Regions from separate parts of the Homo sapiens genome. Here region 2 is linked to region 1. A link is an interaction called in ENCODE POLR2A ChIA-PET data of the cell type or tissue named here. Cell type or tissue: IMR-90. All regions are shown on one strand. Each heading gives the region's core, and the rest is flanking DNA. Links, peaks and the distances in the headings are about the cores only.

Region 1 (5,456 bases), core at 1,056-3,555:
CAGAACCCAGTGTGCTTTGAAGCAATGTTGTGGGACACTACCACAAGCCCCTTCTGGAAAGGATGCAGAAAAGACCCCAGCAGTTAGCATTTCTTGTTTAGAACTTAGTAACAATCTAGAGAAGAAGCCCAGGAGGACTAAAGCTGAAAACATCCCTGCTGTTGTGATAGAGATTAAAAACATGCCAAACAAACAACCTGAATCATCTTTGTGAGTCTTGAAAAAGATGTGATATTTGACTTTTGCTTTAAACTGCAAGAGGAAAAAGACTCCACTGAAATTCTAAGTTTGCCAAGTAGTGTAATTGAAGTCCTTGTCTGGTCACACAGTTTAATTCTATTTTTGTAAGAACATAATGGGACTGCATAACAGAGTTCTATATTACAATTTTGTGATTATTAGTACAGAGTACAGCTATGCTGTGACTGTTTTGGAAAGCCAGTTTTAACACTATGTTACATTTTTGTTTAAAGTAAGTTAAACCTTATATAACATAATGACATTTGATTTCTGGATTTTTCCCATGATAAAAATTAGGGGGATAAATAAAATTGTTACTGGAATTTCTCTGCTTTTCTTTTCCCCCAGTGTTATACTTTATTAGAATTATAATTGATAGAACTTTAAAATCATCAACAGTTTGTTTCCTTTGACATTTTAGGTGATATTGCCCTTTGAGATCATTACATAGCATAATGGCAGCATATTTTAAGAGTGACTCATGGCTATTAGTAGGAAATAAGATCAGTTACTATCCTGTATTCTGTATTGCTGGCTATTAAACAGTAAGATAATTAACAAATTGAACTACAGTTTACACACAATGGGGCAAATGGGGTAGTAAGAGCAAGGAAGAAAGTTTACCAAACTAAATATTTAGGTTATTGTATGATAATATTGAGACTACATTTCTAAATTATTTTGAGAATTTCAACTTTTTATTCTACCAAAGTTAATCTGAAACTTGGACATGTTCACCAGCATTACTTTCTTTGAAAGATTGGTATAAAAACATTGAGCTGCAAGTTTATTTACAAAATATATAAGTATTTTTAAGGATGTTGACACCTAATAATTACATGCTAAACGCAAACGATTAATGTAATCTTTTAAACCGGGCGTTTGAAAAAAAATTTTCAAGGTCATTTCATGATAACCAATCATGAATGGATTTAAATGGAGCTTTTTGAGCACAACCAGCAATGTTTGTGCTTTCTAAGAGTCACTGACTTGAGAGGAAAGAAAACCAGAAGGTTAATGCAGTTTGGATATTAAATTCTTAGCAAAATTAATAATTAAAGCAAAATTAATTAAGATTTTGTAAGTCATCCTGTCTTCACATACTCAGATCTTCCAATAGTGGCTTATTTTGCAAGATGCCACAATATCTACACAGAAAATTGTGGCTATTTCATTATTGCTATAGATTTCAAATCCAACACAAATATTTAAGGGTGTTTAAGTTATATTTTTCTTGATAGAGGGTATGCTTTGTGACAAAATTAGATTTTTGTCCTTGAAAGGATTAATATTAGCATCAGTTATGTATAGCTCTATTTTTCTAGAAACAAGGTATTCTGACTACTTTTATAGCTGACTACTTTTGGGATGGCTACGTTTTGGGATTTAAAATAGTTCATTGTTTAATGGGTTGTAAGAGGAAAAAGTGTTAGGATTTGACAGTTACTTTTTAAAGGGATGATCTTTTGTGGTGTGTGTTTTTCCTAGTATAAGCCTATTGCTGGCGATGGGCCTATTTAAGAACAGCTGATTTTTTCCAGTGAAAATATGGTAATTTTAGGAACACAGTTTGTAAGTTCACATTTACTATAATGGGCCAAAACCATAACCTGCCAGTTTGCAATACATCTTGATCTTTTAATATTCTTATCTGATATTGTGTAATTCAATTCCTAAACTGATAGTTACCTTGAATTTTGCGAAAAGGTTTGGGTGGTTTTTTTTAAACATGAAATTGAGGGATCTCATCTGGGCGAACAAGAAGAGAAAGCTGTGAATTGTACTGTATCATGTACATTCCTGATTTAATACTTTACAGAACATTTTATTCAGATATCAATTTGTTACATAAACATTTCAGCAATGATACAAAGATAACTGATAAAATATATTACATTCAATGAGGTTTTCTTTACAAATGCTCTACTTGAGGTCTGTGTCTTAAAGATGGCATGACACCTAAGTACAAGACATCAACTGAATGAGGATTTTAAAAAATGGTATATAAGCATAGGACAAGGGCTATGTTTGTTTGTTTTTCAAAAGTGCTTTGAAGATAACAGCCTTTAGGTTTGAGTTATTTCACTTTTCATAATTTTTAAGTAGCTTATATATAATGGTGGTACCATAGGATTTTCTTTTTTCAAATGACTGTCGGCAGAAACAGTGGGCACTGACTCACCTTTTGAGTTTTAGCAGAGAATTATTTATTTCTTTACAATGCACTTTCTAACCCATTGTAGCTATATTAGCATTATCTTTTAAAAAAGACATGCTTTTGTATTTAAATATTGTAGGATTTAAGTGTCTTTCTCAAAATAGCTTATTCCTTTCTGAAAGAAAATGAGGGAAATACTCTGAATTATTAGGAGACTTAAACCCAATATTTAAATATGCTATTTTATAACACTGCATCAGTTTTAGGAGTTGCATCTCTCCTGCTGGCTCTTTTATATTTGAGCAAGATCAGTGTAGAATATGTGTTTAGAAACTTGTCTGTTGTCTCAGTTTAGTGAAAAGGAGGTGCTGCATGTGCCTGAATTAAAACCAAGAAATTTTTCCAAGCCAAATGCAGCCTTAGTGATGAGAGATTTAATTCTCCATTGTCACCTTTTAGCTTTTATGATTGCTTAGTTTTTTCTGAAGGATGTCTGCATTGTAAAACTATGGACTAAAACCTAAAAAACAGAATCCTCAAAAACTTTGCTGTATGTGTTTTAACATTTTAGAGAACAGTATGTTGAATAACTAAGGTATGTAACTTGAATAGGAAAAATGTCCATCAAATGCACCTTGGAAAATCACAGTAGGTAGAAGGCTGTGTTAACCGTTTGTGTCTTATTAACATCCTTAAGTTAATTTTGAATTTTTGACAGTTTTGAGGGAAAAGACCTATGGAACCTAATGTGAAGTATTTCGTATGTTAACTGGTGTTGAGTTGAAGATTTTTACTGTGTATAAGCAGATATCATTTGAATGATAAAAATGTCATTAACCTGCTGTCTTAAGATGTTCACACAAATATGGAGAGTAATTCTACAATATAAAAATATTTATTTTAATACTGAGTTTCAGTTAAGTCATAAACAGTGTTAAAACTCTTGGGAAGGTGTAGGGGTTTTTTGTTTGTCATTTTTAAAATTGAAACTGTGTCATACAGTGTTTCACGTCTCTGAAATTGGGATTATAATAGCACTATTTTGATGTAGCTCTACCGATACTATGTGGTAATGCTATTTTGTTTTACTAACAAGCTCTGGAATATTTAGCAGTCATTTTCACTGGCACAAGAGCCTTTTGTATGTTATTCAATTTAAACTTTTAAACCAAAAATTTTATGGTCCAGTGTCTTTGGCAAAAAGATGCTGGAGGGAATGTAACATACAATTAATATGTGGTTATATATATATATAAAAAGACACAAATTGCCATGTTATGGTTCTGCCTTGAAACAGCACAATGAAGTGTATCAGTATATTCTGTGATTATGAAACTTATATGTTGTGTTGTTTTGTGTCTTCTGTTGCCTGTCCTTTGGGCCAGATGTGGGCCAGTTAAATGCAGTTATCATCTCATTAAATACAGATGCAGATAAAATATCTTTAGTGCTGCAACATTTTACCTAACTTTTTGTATGTTTTCATGACTGTGTGTTATTTTCCAAAGCTGTTCCTACCTCACCATGAGGCTTTATGGATTGTTATGTATTATAAATGTTCTATATGAGACAGACTACTGTGTTTCTTCTCATTTATTAAAAGTTAAGTAGAAAAATAAACTAATTTTAATATCTACTTCATTTGTGCATATGGCCTCCCCTCCGATACTAGGCTTAGTTACACAGAGAGTTGGATTTCAGATAATTGAAAGAGAAATTTCAGTTTAACACAAATGTTGCAAGTGTACAGAGTGACTAGGTTACAAGATGGGTGTGGAAGAAAATGTAAGCAAAAATTGCAATTAAAAATTGAAAGGGTAACACTGCAAAGGCTCACTAATATGAAATACTCAGTGGCTTTGAATTTTATTATAAGCATTAAGCTTATAGATTATATAGTTGTGGTTAACCTGCTGCTTTTGGCACTTGCTATTTTTTTATTTATAAGCATAGTTACTAATAAGGTTTATTAAATATTTTACACCTGTAAATCATCTAAAATTCTTAACGCAATAGTATATTATTGTGGTTCTATGAGCCTCAGGACTATCACAAATGTAGTTTCATAAAAAAATTCATTAAAGAACTTGTATTTTGGGCTGTGAGACAACAGTTGAAAAAATCAACTGACAATAAATGGCAGTAGATAAAGGAATTGATCTATATACAGTAGATATTCCAAAGAAGAGGTAAAAAAAAATTTGGAAAGGATATGTAGGTTAAAGTGGAAAGGAGTAGGGTTTGAGAGGCAAGGGAGCAGGAATAGTGGTATAAAGAATTGGGGGTCTGGGCAGGGTGGCTCATGCCTGTAATCCCAACACTTTGGAAGGCTGAGGTGGGTCAGATCCACTTGAGCTTAGGAGCTCGAGACCAGCCTGGGCAACATGGCAAAACCAGGTCTCTACCAAAAAAATAATAATACAAAAATTAGCCAGGGCTGGGCATGGTGGTTTACTCCTGTAATCCCAGCACTTTGGGAGACTGAGGTAGGTGGATCACTTGAGGCCAGGAGTTTGAGACAAGCCTGGCCAACATGGGGAAACCCCATCTCTACTAAAAATACAAAAATTAGGCAGGTGTGGTAAATTAGCATGCCTGTAGTCCCAGCTACTCAGGAGGCTGAGGTGGGAGGATCACTAGAGCTGGGGAGATGGAGTTTGCAGTGATCCGAGATAGTGCCACTGTACTCCAACCTGGGTGACAGAGCCCAACCCAGTCTCAAAAAAAAAAAAAGGTTAAAAAGTTAAGGGGTTGAGAGGTATAAAGAGATTATAAAGGTTAAAAGTGCCATGACAACTAGTTTAAATTTGGTTTCATAGGAAAGGACGACACTACCAATTTCACTATCAATAATTTTTTGAGTAGATAAATAAGAAAGTGGGAAAGGTACTCTACATATTTGGAATGACATGTAGGCAAAGTGAGACAGGAAGACAAATCAGTTTACCAGATAATTCAATGCTAAAAGTCAAATACACATGTCCACATGTACATATACTACATTTCAATTGATTCCACACACACATTCTTCTTATATTTTAGCATTTCTGAAATCAGA
Region 2 (5,456 bases), core at 1,439-3,938, 190 kb after region 1:
GGAGAAAGCAGCCAGCAGGAGCAGAGGCTGTTAAAATTGAGATGAGCCCTCATCTATCACAGCAGAAACTCAGAGGACAATAAATAAATTTGACTGAGAAAAAACAGTATGGGCATACTATTTAGAAATGCAGAAACAATCACCAAAATAACTAAACATAAAAAATGTTTACGGTGTTTGTCTCTAGGGATGTGGATCCAGAAAGAGGAGAAAGCAGGTGGGATGGAGACTATTGCTTTTCATTATCAACTCTTACATGCAATTTGATCTTTTAATCATGTGCACATATTATGTTGCTAAATGTTTTTAAAAGTTTTTTAAAAAGAGTGAATTGGGAAGTGAGGAAATAAAAGACAATAAACTATATTTTACCATGAAAGCAGAAAAATGGCATAGTGGTTGGAGGAATTACTGAGGTCGGGGTGAGTTTTTAAAATGAGATTCTAGACTATTGGTTTTTTTCTTAAAAAATTTTTCAGTAAAATTTACTGAAATTTATATACAGTAAAATTCACGTGTGTACAGTATTAAGAGTTTTAACACACACATAGATACTTGTAACCACCATTAACAGGATACAGAACAATTCCAATACCCAAAGAATTTCCTCATGCTACTCCCTGGTAGTGAGACCCTCTCCCCACCTTTAACCCTGGGCAACCACTCATCTATCTGTTCACTGTCCGTTTAGTTTTACTTTTTCCAGAATGTCATATAAATGAAATCATAAGTATTTAACCATTTGATATTGGTTTCCTTCACTTAATATAACACACCTGAGATTCATCGAAGCTACTGCATATATCAGTGTTTGTTCCTTTTTACCCAGTCCCATTCCATTGTGAAGATGTACCACACTGTGTTTATCCACATTCACTCACTTAGGGACATTTAGTTCATGTAGTTCTTCTTGTTTAGTCTGCTAATATGGTAGATTACACTGATTAATTTTCAAATGTTGAAACAACCTTTTAGGACATTTTGGGCAATTATAAATAATGCTGCTATAAACATTCATTTACAGATTTTTGTGTTAACGTAAATTTTTATTTCCCTAGGATAAACACACAAAAGTGGAATTGCAGGGTTACATAGTAAGTGTATGCTTAACTTCCTAAGAAACTGCACAACTGTTCACCAAAGTGGCTGTAGTAATGCATGAATGTTCTAGTTGCTCCACATCCTTGTCAGGACTTGGTATTATTTTTTAATTCTATCCATTCTGGTAACTGTTTAATATTACCTCCTGGTTTTAATTTGCATTTCCCTAATGATTAATGATGTTGAACGTATTTTCACGTGCTTATTTGCTAGCTGTATATCACTGGCGAAGTGTCCAACTTTTTGCCTATTTTTTTAATTGGGTTATTTGGTTTCTTGTTAGGTTTTGGAAATTCTTTATATATTCTGGATATAAAAGCCTTTGGTCAAGTATGTGATTTGCAAATATTTTCTCCTAACATGGTTTGTCTTTCATTCTCTTTACGGTACCCTTTATATAGCAAAATATTTTTTGATGAAATTCAATTGATCTTTTTCTTCATAGATACTGCTTTTGTTGTTACCTAATAATTCTTTGCCTAACCCAATGTCACAAACATTTTCTTCTATGTTTTCCTAAAGAATTTTAGGTTTTAGGCTGGGCGCCGTGGCTCATGCCTGTAATCCCAGCACTTTGGGAGGCCGAGGCGGGCAGATCACGAGGTCAGGAGATGGAGACCATCCTGGCTAACACAGTGAAACCCCGTCTCTACTAAAAATACAAAAAATTAGGCAGGCATGGTGGCAGGTGCCTGTAGTCCCAGCTACTCAGGAGGCTGAGGCAGGAGAATGGTGTGAACCCAGAAGGCGGAGCTTGCAGTGAGCCAAGATCCTGCCACTGCACTCCAGCCTGGGGGACAGAGCGAGACTCCATCTCAAAAAAAAAAAAAAAAAAAAAAAAAGAATTTTAGGTTTTAAAATCAGGTCATGTGAATCCTTCAGCTCTGCTCTTCGTTCTAAAAACTCTTTTGCTAATTTAGTTCCTTTACCTTTCCTTATCAACTTTACAATCAAGTAACCTATGCCTACAAAAATCTTGCTTGGACTTTGACTGTAATCAAATTCATGGATCTATTTAGGGAGAACTGACATTTTAACTATACTGAATTTTCCAATCCATGAACACTATGGGTCTTCTTTCATCAGCATTTTGTAGTTTTTAGCACACAAATCCCGCACACACTTTGTTAGATTTATACCAGAGTATTTCACTTGTGAGGGAGGACAGTGGGTCAGTTTCCAAATCCCACACATACTTTGTTAGATTTATACCAGAGTATTTCACTTCTGAGGGAAGAGAGTGGGTCAGTTTCCAAATCCCACACATACTTTGTTAGATTTCTACCTAAGTATTTCATTTGTGAGGGAGGAGATTGGGTCAGTTTCCAAATCCCACACATACTTTGTTAGATTTCTGCCTAAGTATTTCATTTGTGAGGGAGGAGAGTGGGTCAGTTTCCAACGGTTCATTGTTAGTGTAGAAATAGGATTATGTATGTTAAGCTTGTATCCTGTAACCTGCTAAATTTGTTAGCTCTACCAGCTTTTTAAATAGACTTCTTGAGACTTACTATATAATTGTCATCTGCAAATATAATTTTATTTCTTCTTTTCCAATCAGAATGCTTTTTCTCCCATTTTCTTGACTTACTATAATTGCTAGGATTTCCAGTAAAATATTAAACAGTAGTGGAAGAGACATCCTTGCCTAGTTCCCAATCTTGGAGGGTAGAGAGCATTCAGTCTTTCACCATTAAATATAACAATAGCTATGGGTTTTGTCGATGACTTTTATTAGGTTCTCTTCTATTACTTGTTTGCTGAGTTTTAAGAATAATGAATGAATGCTGAATCTTCTTAAGTGTTTTTCTGCATCTATTAATAGCATCATGTAGTTTTTCTTATTTAGTCTGTTAATATGGAGGATTATATGATGTTCAAATATTGAATTCCTGGGATGAGACTTCGTCACAATGTACTATTTTTCTAATATACTGCTGAATTCAATTTGCTATTATTTTTTGAGGAAGTTGTATCTTTGTTCATGAGGGATTTTAACTTTTAGATTTGTTTTTTGTATTGTCTTTATCTGGTTTTGGTATCCAGAAAATGCTGCCTTCATAAAATGAGTTAAGTGTTTCTTCCTTTTCTACGATCCAAAGAGCTTGTAAGAGAACTGTTATTTTTTCATCCTTGAATGTTTGGTGAAATTTGCCAGTGAAATTATCTCGGCCTGGAGCTTTCTTTTTTTTTAAAGTTATTATTCTTTTTTTTTCTTCCTGGCAAGAAGACTCTTGCCAGGGTTTGTTTTTTGGTTGTCGTTTTGTTTGTTCGTTTTTCTCACAAATTCTATTTCTTTAATACTTATAGGACTATTTCATTTACCTATTTTGTCCTGGGTGAGTTTTGGTAATTTTGATAGTGGCCCATTTCTCTCACATTATCAAATTTATAAGTACAGAGGTGTTCGTGTATTACCTCATCCTTTTTAATGTCTGTTGGGTTGGGAGTGCTCTTAGAGCACGTATGTTTGTTTCTTTTTTAAATTTGTACTTAAATTTTTATTTGCTGATCTTCTCTGTATCATTCCAATTTTAGTATATGTGCTACTGAAGCAAGCACTAGCACAGATGTTATAGGAATGACTTCAATAAAATACTGAAGACAAGGTAGACCTGCAGCATAACTGATCCTCGAACCTTGTTATCATTGATTTCCTCTTTCAATTCCATATCCAGTCAGATATTTGATTTGTCCTTGTCAATACTTCTTCTGATTTCTCTTCATTCCCAATACTGCTTGGCACAGTCTCCTACCTAAATGATTCCCCTGCCACTTAACTAGTCTCGTTGCTTTTTCCCACTGTCATGCATTTTTCATACTGCTACCAGATTTATCTTTTTAGACCTCAAATGGTTCAACACTGCCCACAAGATAAAGGCCTTCCACATCTGGCTTAGTTCTGGTGTTCTGAATAATACTTTTTCCCTAAATCAAGGGTTTTTAACATTTAAATTTGAGAAGGAGTAGTCAACAAATCTCCTAAAATTAAGCATAAAATGTTGTATGGATGTGAATTTTATTTCCAGAGCAAGATCTACAGCTTTTTTAAAAAATTTATTTTTAGGCTGGGTCTCATGGCTCACACCTATAATCCTAGCACTTGGGAAGGCCGGGGTGGGTTGATTGCTTAGGCCAGGAGTTTGAGACCACCCAGGCCAACGTAGCAAAACCCATATCTACTAAAGTTACAAAAATTAGTCAGGTGTGATGGTGCACACCTATAGTCCCAGCTACTCGGGAGGCTGAAGCATGAGAATCACTTGAACCCAGGAGGCAGATGTTGCAGTGAGCCAAGATTGCACCAGCCTGGGTGACAAAGCAAGACTGTCTCAGAAAAACATAATTTTTATATATTTAGAGGGTACGAGTGCAGAATTCTTAGATGTACATATTGCACAGTGGTGAAGCCTGGGCTTTTAGTGTACCCATTACCAAAATTGTGAGCATTGTTCCCAGTATGTAACTTTTCAACCCTCACCCCCCTCCCATCCTCCCACCTTTTGTAGTCTGCAGTGTCTATATGTACGTGTACCCATCACTTCTCAGCTCCTGCTTTAAGTGAGAACATGTGATATTTGGCTTTCTGAGTTATTTCGGTTAGGATAATGGCTTCCAGTTCTATCCATGTTGCTGAAAAAACATGACTTTTTAATGGCTAAATAGTATTCCATGGCATACACACACACACACACACACACACACACACCACCACATTTTCTTTACCCAATCCTCTGTTGATGGAGGGTCTACAGATTTTATCAGATATTCAAAATGAGAAAATTGTACTCTGAATCCTTCAACCTTGTCTCTGTATCGAGAACACACTACAGGTGGGGTGCAGTGGCTCATACCTGTAATCCCAGCACTTTGGGAGGCCAAGGTGGGAGGACTGCTTGAAGCCAGGAGTTCAAGACCAGCCTGGGCAACATAGTGAGACCCTGTCTCTACAAAAAATACAAAAATTAGCCGGGCATGGTGGTGCACACCTGTAGTCCCAGATACTCAGGAGGCTGAGGTGGAGGCTGCAGTGAGCTCTGATCACGCCACTGCACTCCAGCCTGGGCGACAGAGTGAGACCCTGTCTCAAAAACAAACAAACAAAAAAACAAAAAAAAACACTAAAAACAAACTACAGCCTCCACCTCCCTCAATAGTGAGTACAGAGTTATCACTCCTCTCTCTGAAATTAGATTTATAATATTTTAGTGACCTAGCCTAACCTTAACATTTTACAGATGAGTAAACACATCTAGCACTTTTACCTGATTTGTCCAAAGTTGCTCTTATACAATTTGTATTCTGTGCAACTGAGATGGGATTTATCTGCTATTTTATGTGGCCTTTTTATGAAG

The links. Peaks named below come from ENCODE experiments on the same cell type or tissue, not always from the same donor. Only the 100,000 strongest peaks of a DNase experiment are listed, where the experiment ranks them.
Region 2: POLR2A ChIA-PET joins it to region 1 with 8 read pairs; 5 of 35 experiments call an interaction of 5 or more read pairs at or near these places.

The regions. Positions count from the first base shown.
Region 1 is chr1:211,570,146-211,575,601 of GRCh38, reverse strand. SLC30A1 (solute carrier family 30 member 1) reads left to right here. Exons shown (of 2, transcript NM_021194.3): 2 at 1-4,034. The coding sequence ends at 214. Among named protein-coding and RNA genes, the nearest start is that of SLC30A1, 6.3 kb to the left of the region's middle. In IMR-90, for the core only: no CTCF peak of the experiment used is centred there; no DNase peak of the experiment used is centred there.
Region 2 is chr1:211,384,034-211,389,489 of GRCh38, reverse strand. The region is part of intron 1 of LINC00467 (long intergenic non-protein coding RNA 467); the gene reads right to left. LOC107985259 (a long non-coding RNA gene) reads left to right here and starts at 5,206. Exons shown (of 2, transcript XR_001738447.1): 1 at 5,206-5,456. In IMR-90, for the core only: no CTCF peak of the experiment used is centred there; a DNase peak (open chromatin) is centred at 2,389.